2 separate regions of the Homo sapiens genome follow, and region 1 is linked to region 2. The links are chromatin contacts, found by Hi-C or POLR2A ChIA-PET in ENCODE. All regions are on one chromosome and are shown on one strand. Each heading gives the region's core, a stretch centred on a gene start or an enhancer-like site at or near the end of the contact. The rest is flanking DNA. Distances are from core to core; before and after follow the strand shown.

What was found. Hi-C counts contacts between places; a loop is a spot of excess contacts on that map. ChIA-PET counts read pairs that join two places held with the same protein, here RNA polymerase II (POLR2A). Pooled maps may share reads with other maps.
Region 1: a loop to region 2 is called in a map of colonic mucosa, with 2.5 times the contacts of the local background. The contact joins two enhancer-like sites. A Hi-C loop is called at or near these places in 12 of 168 maps with a recorded cell type or tissue (Caco-2, Calu3, MCF 10A and 7 more) and 9 of 50 pooled maps. POLR2A ChIA-PET finds 5 or more read pairs at or near these places in 2 of 52 experiments (IMR-90 and activated CD8-positive, alpha-beta memory T cell).

The regions. Positions count from the first base shown.
Region 1 is chr21:39,629,830-39,635,640 of GRCh38, reverse strand. All of the region lies in intron 1 of B3GALT5 (beta-1,3-galactosyltransferase 5), which reads right to left. Among named protein-coding and RNA genes, the nearest start is that of B3GALT5, 20 kb to the right of the region's middle. RefSeq lists an enhancer at 1,250-2,449. Within about 2 kb of position 2,405, at least 3 of the 41 ENCODE cell types and tissues checked have a DNase peak (open chromatin) inside an H3K27ac peak, as active enhancers do.
Region 2 is chr21:39,525,042-39,530,835 of GRCh38, reverse strand. It overlaps the pseudogene JCADP1. Among named protein-coding and RNA genes, the nearest start is that of SH3BGR, 76 kb to the right of the region's middle. RefSeq lists an enhancer at 2,163-3,158. Within about 2 kb of position 2,960, at least 6 of the 41 ENCODE cell types and tissues checked have a DNase peak (open chromatin) inside an H3K27ac peak, as active enhancers do.

The sequences.
Region 1 (5,811 bases), core at 1,156-3,655, 110 kb before region 2:
TGGGTGTGGTGGCACAGGCCTGTAATCCCAGCTACTTGGGAGGCTGAGGCAGAAGAATTGCTTGAACCCAGGAGGCAGAGGTTGCAGTGAGCTGAGATCGCACCATTGCACTCCAGCCTGGGCAACAAGAGCAAAACTCCATGTCAAAAAAACAAAAAAAAGAGCATGGAAGATAATCCCTATTCAGAAAGTAGTACAGACACAATAACAAACCATGGGTGTCCAGACAGGAAACTCAAACGCATCCGTGATTTGTTAATATGGCAGAAGAGACTCTCAGAAGCAGGCATCCCACCATAGGATCATCCCTTGACTCACACACCTTCACTCTCCATGGCACATCTTGCCCTCAACCTCCTATTTCCTCTAGCTGTGGGAAAAATCCACGGATTTCACCACACACAGCTACCTCCCAACACTAACAAAAGATGACCCCAAAATCTACAAACAAGCAAAAATCCAAATCCAAATATCAACACGGGTCCCGCAGGCATGCCCACTCTTGAGAGACTGCCATTGTTAATTGCAATCATTGCCATTTATCTTATGCTACCATGTCTTTTGGATGGTGGGCTTTGCGGGGGCCCTCAGTTTTGTTGCAGATGGCATGGTAGAACATTCTGATTTCACAGTGGGACATTCTTGTAAAAAGTGGGTGATTTCTGCCTTGAGATGACAAATGCTTTCTTACGCCTGCTGTTTTCCTCTCTAGGGTGATCACAGAGCTTCCTCTGGCCTGCCATTACGCGTTGTCTCTGGGAAAATGGGAAGATTCTACTGCCCCGACATGAATAGGGAATGTGCTTTGAGCTGTTTTCCTGATAGACATAGAGCAAACGTGATGACTTCTGTTCCTCGGGTTCAAGATCACCTGGCCTGGCCTGAAGCAGATTCCCACATCCAGACTCCAGGCAACACTTTGAGAACCAATATGCTTGGCCAGGATCAGAGAACCAGGCACTGATCGGGGAGGGTTAAGGCCCCCTGCAGCCCCTGCAGGGATGCAAATGCTGGCCTGCACAGCTGCCAAAAGACTCCACTTGAACCTCCGAGACTGTACAACCTAGACCGTCATTTATAGATGTGAGCGACCCGCAGTAAAAGAGTAGACATATGAAGAGAACTGGCAACCAGAAGGAAGAATTGGGCAGAGTGAGCCAACCAGCACAACAAACGATGGCCACAAAAGTGGACTGAATGCCAGAAACGAGAGGTGTGGCAGACAGTGATTTTCCCCACCCACCTCACCAGCTCCCAACGTTTTCCCACCTCTGAAGTCGGATCGGGACATGGGAGCAGTTCTGACAAGTGGGCTGTGAGAGGCCATTTCCCTCCCACCCTATTCTGGAAAAACACACACCCCATTCCTTCCCCACCATCCTCCATTTCTGACCTTCCTCTACTTCTTGGGGAAGGAACTGAGTGTAATTTTTTCAAATTCTGCATCATGACCCATTAGTGCATCACCAAGTCAATTTAATAAGACCCGACGTTGAAAAGAAAACAGAATTGGGTAGAATAAAATATTAGAAGGCATGGGGAATGGTCAAGGCAAGTACTGTTTGGTGGGTCATATGTGTGTACTGAGTCATGAGGTAAAAGGAATTTACTGTGGTTCCAAAGAGCTTAAAAGCCACTGACTCAGAAGGAGAGCTGTGTAGTCAGTCATGCACAAATATTACAGACGCCAACACCCAATGCTTAGAGCTCCATCATTTACCCCATCCTTGCCATTTGACTTTAATCAGCTTTCTTAAACCACTAAGCCTCCGTTTCTTCAAACAGAAAATAAGTTACTCAATAATGAAGCCCAGGACTGTCCGGAGGGCAAAATAAACCAAATATATATGAAAGCAATTTTCACAATAGAAAGAACTTTGCCAATGTTAATAGCTGTCACCTTAAATCCATGCCTTTGCACAATCTGAACATTGGTTCTAGAATTAAAAGCTTCATTCTCTGTGGAAGGAATTTCAAGCACTGTTAGAAGGAGAAACCTGAGCCACTGAAAAGCTCTGGATTCATCCATGGGGATACAAGGGTTTCTGGTAAGTTTACAAAGAAAGAGTTTAGGAGATGTCTTTGTAGTCAGTGCTCTTAAGAAAGCAAATTATAATATCGCCCCTTAGAAACCCATTTCACAGTGGCCATTCATGTATAAGTATTGTGCCGGTTACAAATATTCTCACCCAGATGGTGGTTCAGGACTTGTCAAAGTGCCTCCATAGCACTATTCTGTTAACCATCTTGTACATCCAGGTGTCATATAAGCAAAGAACCAAGGAAATGAATGTCATTACAAAAAATAACCATTTCACTGAGTTAAACTGACTCTTCCCTTTGAACTCAGAAACACCTCATCACAGTGGTGATGAGTCACCCCTAGTTTTATGATTTCCTTGTTACCAAGGGATTGCAGTATAAGACCAGGGGTCCACAGAAACCTTTGTGGCCCTCATGCATTGGATGAAACTACCTGTCTACATCCTCTTCCCCCTCTAGAAGAACCACAGCCACCATTTCCCTGCCCCCAGATCTAAATCACTTAGCCTTCTATTAGAAGAGTGCAATCATCATTTTCCAATGGAAATCTTCAGGTCAGGAAAAAATTAGCATGAGAATGATGAGATATTGCAACTGCCTGACTACAGCCCCAGGACTCACAGGAACCCCAGGACCTACCTAGCTCAGTGGGAAAGAAGTAGGAAGAGATACACAAAGGTTTGTTGAATAAATCATCTGAAACATATAAACTGGATAGAGTGCATAACCATAAAACAAAGGCCACTTTCTCCCTGCATCCCCGGGCTCCATCCCTCTTGGCTCATTCCTTCCTCTCAAGGAGCACCCACATTTATACCCCCATCCCTACCACCAGAATGATCCTAGGGGATTTTCAAGCCACTCTAGTAGGAAATGTCCACATTCCAACATCCAGGCTTCCAGCCTGGTGAGACGGTGACTGCCTTCTTCACCAGGTCCAATGGATGAAGTTCCAATGCATATTAATAATGAGGGATGCAAATGGTATTGATTTTTCTGTTAAAATGGGGGCCATTTCCTTTGTAAATTTCTACTTTGTTAACACAAAATAAAATTTCATCCCCAAAAAACATTCAACAGACCCTACCTCAATTACGTGGCGTCTCCTTGTCAGCCTCTTATTTTCTTTCCCTTCCAAATCAAGCTTCTGCAACAGACAGCCTGTACTCACCACTCGCACCACTTCATCCATCACGTAATTAACCTCAACCCACTGTACTCCGGCCTCCATTCCCACTGCTTATCTGAACATACCAAAGGTCACCAATAGCCTACTTGGGGCCAGAAAATAGTTAACACAGGAATATTTGTATTCCTTTCCCCAGTCTCCCAAAAGTGCTTTTACCAGCTTGTTCCTTCTGCAGAATCACCATAAAGGGTAAGGGAAGACTTGGGAAATGCTGGAAAAGACAGACAGTTACTAGTAGAATAGAACAGAATGGACATGGAAAATAAGAGCTACCTGACAGCCCAGCTCCATGCCAGCCACCAGGCTGTCAGGCAGAACTTCTCAAAACCACAAGTCCAATAGTTCCGCTCCGACACTTGAAACTTCACAGTGGCAATCCATCACCTCCCAGTGGACACTACACTCCCATATGAGATGGCTTAAAGTCCTGCGAACACACCCTTTCGTGTCAGACCTCCACGCTGTGCTTTCTGTCCAGACTGCCCTGGAGCTCCTCTTAATGCTTTCATATGCAGCCCAAATGTAGCCCCCTCAGTGACATTTCCCTGACATCTCCCCTAAAAAGTAGGCTTCACCAGCATCCCCTTTCTTGGTACCAGCACTATTCCTCGTGCATACCTTCATATAGCTCTGCCGTATTCTAGTTATTAATTTATGTCTCTCTACTTCTTTACTGAAAGTGACTTGGATACAGGAAAATATTTAAGCGTATCTGTTTAAATCTCAATACCTCATGCATGTCACATCATAGATGCTCAATAAACATTTACTTCCTAAATAAATATCAGCTTCCTAAAGTGAGTTAATAGATCTTTACTGTTATGGGTTGATTTATGTTCCCCTAAAATTCATGTGCTGAAGTCCTAACCCCAATTACCTCAGAATGTGACCTTATTTGGAAATAGGATCTTTGCAGATACAATTCAGTAAGAAGAGGTCATACTGAAGTAGGCTGGGCCCCTAATACAATATCCCTGCTGTCCTTATAATTAGGGGAAATTTGGACACAGACAGGCACACACAGAGAACACCAAGTAACGATGAAGGCGGAGATGAGGGAGATGCTCCACAGGCCACAGAACATCAAATATTGCCATTAACCAGCAGAAACCTGGAGAGATGCACCTAACAGATTCTCCTTCAGCGCCCTCAGAAGAACCCACCCTGCTGAGACCTTCATTTCAGACTTCAGCCTCCAGAACTGTGAGATCATAAGTTTTTGTTATTTAAGGCTTTCAGTTTGTGCTACTTTGCTATGCCAGCCCAAGCAAACTAATACATTTACTACATGAAAACAATTACTTAACACAGCTAATACCTGAATATTTGCAATGTGCCTTCTATGTACTTTGCTAAGCAGCAAATGCAATAATAGCAACATTAGATGGCACTGTGCCCCAAGAACATTTCATTCATTCTATCCATGCGTGCTTCCTCTCCTCTCCAGGAATATTTTGAAAGGAAAATTTTTTTTCCATATAATTTTTCCCCCAATCGATTTTTATTTCTGTCTGGCAAACACTCTTAAAGCAGAGACACTTATCAGAGGAGAGAAATGATGGGATGAAAGGCCTGAAGGCTGCTGGGGAAACATCGCCACTGAGCTGAGCCCTGCCCCACCCTCTAGTATTCCTGCCTCACCTTACCTCCCCATGGCCTTCTCTCTTCTGGTCACCACTCTCAGCAATCCCAGCTTTTCAGTGAATGCATGGAAACTACCTTCACTGAAACCAAATGAGTTTAGCTCCACTCAATTTAATGTGAAAGAAAACGCTGACATGCAAACACCATCCCAGAGTCAAGTGCAAGCCATCCCCTTGTGTATTTCACCATTTCTCACTTGAAAGCATAAACCCAGCACAGATGCTATGGGTTGATGGAGGAAGCCGGCAATATGTGAAAGAGATATTGCACTCACCCAAGTCACTGATTCCCAAGCAGTTCCGAGTGAGTCACTGTAATGGGCATGGCGGAAGAGTGTGGCCACGAGTGTCAAAGGGGGTATTGAGAGACCTAAGACTCTGACGCTTGGAAAACCCCCCTCCAACATTTGGGTTTCTTGCAGAATCTGCTTCCAGCTTCACTCACATTCACTTCACTCCAAATCTAGCTGCCAATACATCGCGTTTACTAAAGATAACTTTGGCAGGAAAACCACAGATTTTAACGTGAAGTGATTCACAGCTAAAATATGACACTTTTTTAAAGCTCATTAAGATTGTTAAACATTGATGGGTTTGTTGGAGAGGTCTCCTGTTCCATTTAAAACATGTCAGTTTTTTCACAGGTATCTGGCTTTGAGTGTTGGTTGTTAGAGAATACGCTAGGACCGTTTTCCCACAAAAACCAAAACTAGTCATTTACTCTAAAAATTTTATTGAGAATATATATTCTATTTAAATTTTCAAAATCAGTTGGAAAAAATTCAAACTTATGCTAAAATAAGTGACTTATAAGCACCACTTTTAAATACTAAACATTTTCATTTTAAACCAGCATTACTGGTATTATAACTATATGTGCTTCTGCACATCAGTGTAACTGTACACAGATTTAAGAGAAAAATGATAGCCTACTTA
Region 2 (5,794 bases), core at 1,711-4,210:
CGTGAGCCACCGAGCCCGGCCGAGTCAGTTCATCTTAACTTGATTACGTCTGCAAAGACTGAGCATGGGCCACAGGGCACGGAGACACGAAGGAGAATGTGTGGCATTCACAGTCCTTTAAAATCGTTCACTAGATCTTCTGTGTCTAAATTTTCACACAGAACCACAGAAACACCAAACTATTTGCCAGTTTGGCCAAATCCTTCATGAAGGAGGGTTTCTGTGAAAACTCTTTCCTAATTATAGGCATTAAATCTTCATGCTATAAAAAATGATTTCAGCCGGGCATGGTGGCTAACGCCTATACTCCTAGCACTTTGGGAGGCTAGCAGATTACTAGAGCTCAGGAGTCGAGACCAGCCTGAGCAACACAGTGAGACCTCGTCTCATTTATTTTTTAAAATTTAATAAAGGGCTTGACGTGGTGGCTCACACCTGTAATCCCAGCACTTTGGAAGGCTGAGGTGGGCAGATCACATGAGGCCAGGAGTTTGAGACCAGCCTAACCAACATGGTGAAACCCTGTCTCTACTAAAAATACAAAAATTAGCTGGGCGTGGTGGCACATGCCTGTAATTCCAACTACTCAGGAGGCCGAGGCAGGAGAATTACTTGAATCTGGGAGGCAGAGGTTGCAGTGAGCCAAAATCATACCACTGCACTCCAACCTGGGCAACAGAGCAAGACCCTGCGTCAAAAAATAATTAATCAATTAAATTTAATTTTTTAAAAAAGGATTATTTCAACGGACTATTGCTTTATCTCCACAAAGCAATTCTGTGTGGATGGTAAGTTTCCTAGTGACAGTGGTAAAGAATGTCATCAGTACATTAAAAACCAGCAGTTTCCAGATCCTACATAGACGGAATCAGAGAATGCTCTTGCAGATGAACAGTGAAGAAAGAGAAAAGGAAAAGAAAACAACAACAAATAAGAGAATACTCCATCAGCAAACGCACGCAAGCGTCACTGGCATCTCATCACAGTCTCTCCTCTCTGCTAGGGTCATACGAATCTGGACACCAGATGCTCATTTTCTTCCCGTGAGATACCATCCTTGGAGAAAGACAGTGAGTGGCCAACTCTGACCCTGTCGTCCCTGCCTCTCAGAGACACAGAGCCTTCTGGAAGGTGGACCTGGCCCCTCCAAGCCTTCAGTCCCTCCACCTCCTCCAGGGAGTCAGCACTCCTGAAGCTCAATAGACACTCAACACACCTCTTCCATTCTCATCAGGTGGCAGGGTCTGCTCTCCTGGCCAGGGGGAAGCCAGTTTCTCTTGCGAACTTTCAATCACTTTGAAAGCACTTCTGAGCCTCTTTTCTGAGTCTGCCACACTTGGAGTCCTCTCTATGAAGTAGAACAAAGTGAATATGAAGGGCAGTTTTGCCCCCACTTCCTTTAAGGACTTGGACTCCAAGGGGTTAGCCTGAGACTCAAGGCTGGAAGCTCCATTGGTGACAACCCTAAGTGAGGTCTGAGTGCTCAGAAGCCTGGGGAGCCCACGTGGCACTGTTCCCTTCCCCTACCAAGAGAGGGCTTTCAGTCCAGCCACACTTTCTCCTGCCATAAAAGGCACCAGTGGACACCATAAGGCCATCAGCCAGTGCTGAGCTGGACAGCGACTCTTGCCTGGGGGCCTCTGGGCTGCAGACGCTCACCTCAGGGAGGCTGGTTCTGCCTCCACCCTCAGGGCACTGGCAGGAGAAATGCCACCGCCATTCAATGCCCAGGATCCTCACAGCCCTCACTTGCAGGGACTTGCCTGGAGGGTTTCTATTGCATCCACTTCCCTCAAAGACCCCTCTAGCTTGCTGGCTCACTCTACTCTTGCCCTGTGGTGAACACCATAGCCTGTAAAGTCTGGTGCCAAGAGCCCTCGGTTCTGGTTAGTCAGGGACAGCGGGAGCACTGTGTCCCTCTCTCCACCACTATCAACCTTCCAAGGGGCCACTTCACTCAGTTTCACAGAACTGAAAGTGCTGGTAAGTTTCTGACTTTCCTGGGACGCCTTGGCTCAGCCGGATAGGAGAGGGGCACTGGTTTTGTGTCACTTGATCTTGAAGACATCACTCTCTTTGCAGGACCTGGGCTCATTACCTCCATTGCCAACCTTCTGGTGTCTCTCTTCTGCTCTCAAGCTTTCATCTGCTGCCCGGAGGATGCATGGCTGTCGTCTCCACCTGAGAGGGACCCAGGGACAGAGGCCAGACACGCAGGTGGCCAGGTTCCAGCTCCTCACCTCAGCTCTCAGACTTATGTCTACCTTTTCCCAACTAAACCCAGGGTCCTCCAGCACCCACATCCTTGGCTGTTGCTCAACTCATTTCCGGGCTGTTTGCACAGAAGCCTGAATTCTCCAGTCTGGGGTCAGCACAGTTTTCCTGCTGCTGTTCCGCCTCCGTTTCCTCATTGCTGCAGCAGCTGTTTTCTTTGTCTTCCTTCTTTGTCTTCTTGAAGCTCCTTGTTAAAACTTACTCGTTAACTTAATAAGCCCAGGCACAATGGCTGACTGGTGTCAGGAGAAAACGCCCAAATCATTGTTTGCTGTTGCACAGACATGTGGGTACCTCCTTCACCACCTCCCACTTGGGCCGGGATGGACTGCATGCCCACAGACACCCACACAGGGCTGACTTCAGCCTGCTTTTGTCATCAGTGCCTGATTTATGGACAAGGAAGTCCTTGGAAAAGCACTGTTGCCGGCTGGGCTGAGGGACCTGTGACCTTTCAGGTTGCAGGCACTTCACCTCTATTTGTGGTCACCAGAAGGGACTGCCGTGTGCATCTGAGCTTCGGAGGCAGCAGGGTCCAAACATTTTGGAGTCAGGGACACACTAGACCCTCCCAGCTTTGCAACAGGAAGGAGCTGCGAGCTTTGGGATTCTTTGGGGAAACTGGTTTGTGTTTGCTGATCTCTGTACTGGTGCCCTGGCCAAGAGCCAGAATGCTGGAGTTCACTGTGCTTTGTAAGGTAAATGAATCCAAGGTCATTGATTGCTTTATCTTCTTCTGATCCCCACCCCCAGATCTTGTTTCTGGAGCTCCATTCTCCCACCCATGCTTCCTGTGACAGCCTGCAGCCCCAGGTCGCTGGAGGACATGCTCAGCAGACTCTGTGGTTGCAGAGCTGTGCTCTCATCAGACCCACTCAGATTTAAGTCATTGTTGTCCGTACCTGTATCTGGCAGCTGTGATTCTGATTTCACAGGGATGAAAATCAAACAAAATACAGTCTTGTTTTTTGTTTGGTTTTCATTTACTTCTTTGAACTTTTCTTGGTCCGAATCCCAGTTTCAAACTTTTTGAGTTTGGTTTGAGTTTCATGAGTGCCCTCGCCCTGTGGGCTTGGGGAAGAAACTTGGCTTTCTGCGTGTCTGTGAGGGCTGCCCCTCACGTCAGGCTGCCATCCTCTCATGACACAGCTGTCTCTTTGGTCAGGAAAGCCACCATTTTCTCTATTTCTGGGAAGCTGGACCCATGGCCACAAGGGGCTAGGATCAGCCAAGGCCGGGCCTCTCTTATTCCCTGACAAGGCTATCAGGCTCTGTGGATTCCAAATGGCACCATCAGCATTTTTCCATGAGCTGGCTCTTGGTCAGTGACAGGACTGGAGTTATAAGATTCATCACCAAACCTTGTGTCCTCAAAGAAACCCTGGGGTTGAGCTGGTTTGATATGTCATATCCTTGGGTCATCAAAGGGAATGTACTGAATGAAGCTGTCATGGGCAGTGGCAGATTGGAGGTGTGGAGGGAGCCCTGAGGTAAGAGGGTGTTTGCAGGGCCCAGTTCCAAGGGGGCCACAAGGAAGCCGACCACCAGCCCGGCCTTCTCAGTTGGAGGCTGCTGCTGACCGTGAATGCCACATATGAGTGAGCACTGTGTCTTCCAAGTAGGGGCTTGGGATGTGCTGGGGGGTGACCTGTGTGATGGTGGAGGTACCTACTGGAGGCTCCAATCCAAAGTCAGACATGCAGAGCTCATGCCTGGGGACTTATGGATCCGCTGCTGGCTGTCCTGATAGTCACCACTTTCTACTCCCTATGGGACTGGTGGTGCAAGCCGTCAGATGGGGGCTTGAGGGGTCTCCCAAACTTAGGCTGAGGAAAAGAGGCCAAGGAGCCACCCTTCTCAGGGTCACTTGTGAATTTCAAATTTGTTGCATAATTGGGAGAATACTGTGACATTTTAGGTAAATGTCTGTCATTTAATGGAATGGAAATTTCTGTGCAATTCAGGCTGTGGGTCGGAGGGCTATGGGGGTGGGAGAGGGGAGAGTTCTAGGCAATAATTGGGATTTCTCTTTGTTTTGAGAATTCGACACGTGTTCTCCTTGAATGAACAGTAACAGATCTTGAAATAATTTCTTCCCATCACCATCAGACACCCGCCACCTGAATTTCCTTGGCTGGTTGCAGACGTTCAGCCACTTGGCAGGACCCAACATTCTCAATTCTTCTTCCCAAGCTGCCTTCTTATTTATCTATTTATTTGAGACCGAGTTTCTCTCTGTTGCCCAGGCTGAGTGCAGTGGTGTGTTCTCAGCTCAAACCCCTGCCTTCTGAGTTCAAGCGATCCTCCTGCCTCAGTCTCCCAAGTAGCTGGGATTACAGGCTCCCACCACCACACCAGGCTAATTTTTGTACTTTTAGTAGAGACGGGGTTTCATCATGTTGGCCAGGCTGGTCTCGAACTCCTGACCTCAAGTGATCCACCCCTCTCAGCCTCCCAAAGTGCTGGGATTACAGAAGTGAGCCACTGCACCCGGCCCCAAGTTGTCTTATTCGTCACATCCTCTGCCCTTCCTCTGACTTCCTATGGACGCTGCCTCATGTGGACGGGCGGACTGTGGGCTTGGGTCATTCCTGCAGGTCTTCTGGGTCCCTCGGACCCAGCAGGCTGCTGACTTCCCGCGCTCCTCTTCTCCAGTTGGCTTGGTCATTAACAGTCTGGGGTTGGTTGATTATGAAGCCCTGCCTCAGAGGTTCTAGAAGCAGAAGTGCTCTGGGGATCCCCGTGGCCTCTCAGTGTGGCGCGGCAGCTTTCAGAGTCACTCCCACGCCCTTTCCCAGCAGGTGTCTTATGATGTGCAAAGGCCGCAGGGCCATCCTCATGCCTATTCAGCAGGCCACAGACCACTCGCATCCTTGTCTTTGCTGGCTGGCATCCCTCAGGGTTATCCCTGCGTGGTGCTGGGAGGTCTCTCAACAGTTTGTACCCATGAGTGATCAGGAGGTCTTCGGCACTGTACATGGTGCCCAGCCTCATTGAAGCTCCACCACTGGAATGCTGGTGGAGGCAGGACCCAGCTCCCCTGGGCTGTTGGTGTTAGCAAGTGCAGGGACTTCAGCATCCTTCAAGGCAGCAGGCTGGGGGAGCTTTTAAAAAGACTCTAGTTCCTGGGGCCTAACCAGAATCTGACTGAAGAGCCACAAACTGACTGAAGAGCCCTTGGGCCTTAAGTGAACGTTGGCAGGAGCCTGGCAGTACTCCTCGTGGGCCTGTGGCAATAGTGGCCATGTGACTGAGGCTCCTCTGCCTGTTGAAACGGGAGAGACTGTGTCTAATGATTTGAGTGCCAGCTTGGCTGCAGTACAATAGAATACTAGGTAGACTTCTAATGCAATTGGCATACTGAAGAATTCATCAGAGTTTTGTTCTATTTTTTTGAGACAGAGTGTTGCTCTGTCTCCCAGGCTAGAGTGCAGTGCAGTGATCTTGGCTCACTGCAAGCTCCACCTCTCAGGTTCATGCCATTTTCCTGCCTCAGCCTCCTGAGTAGCTGGGACTACAG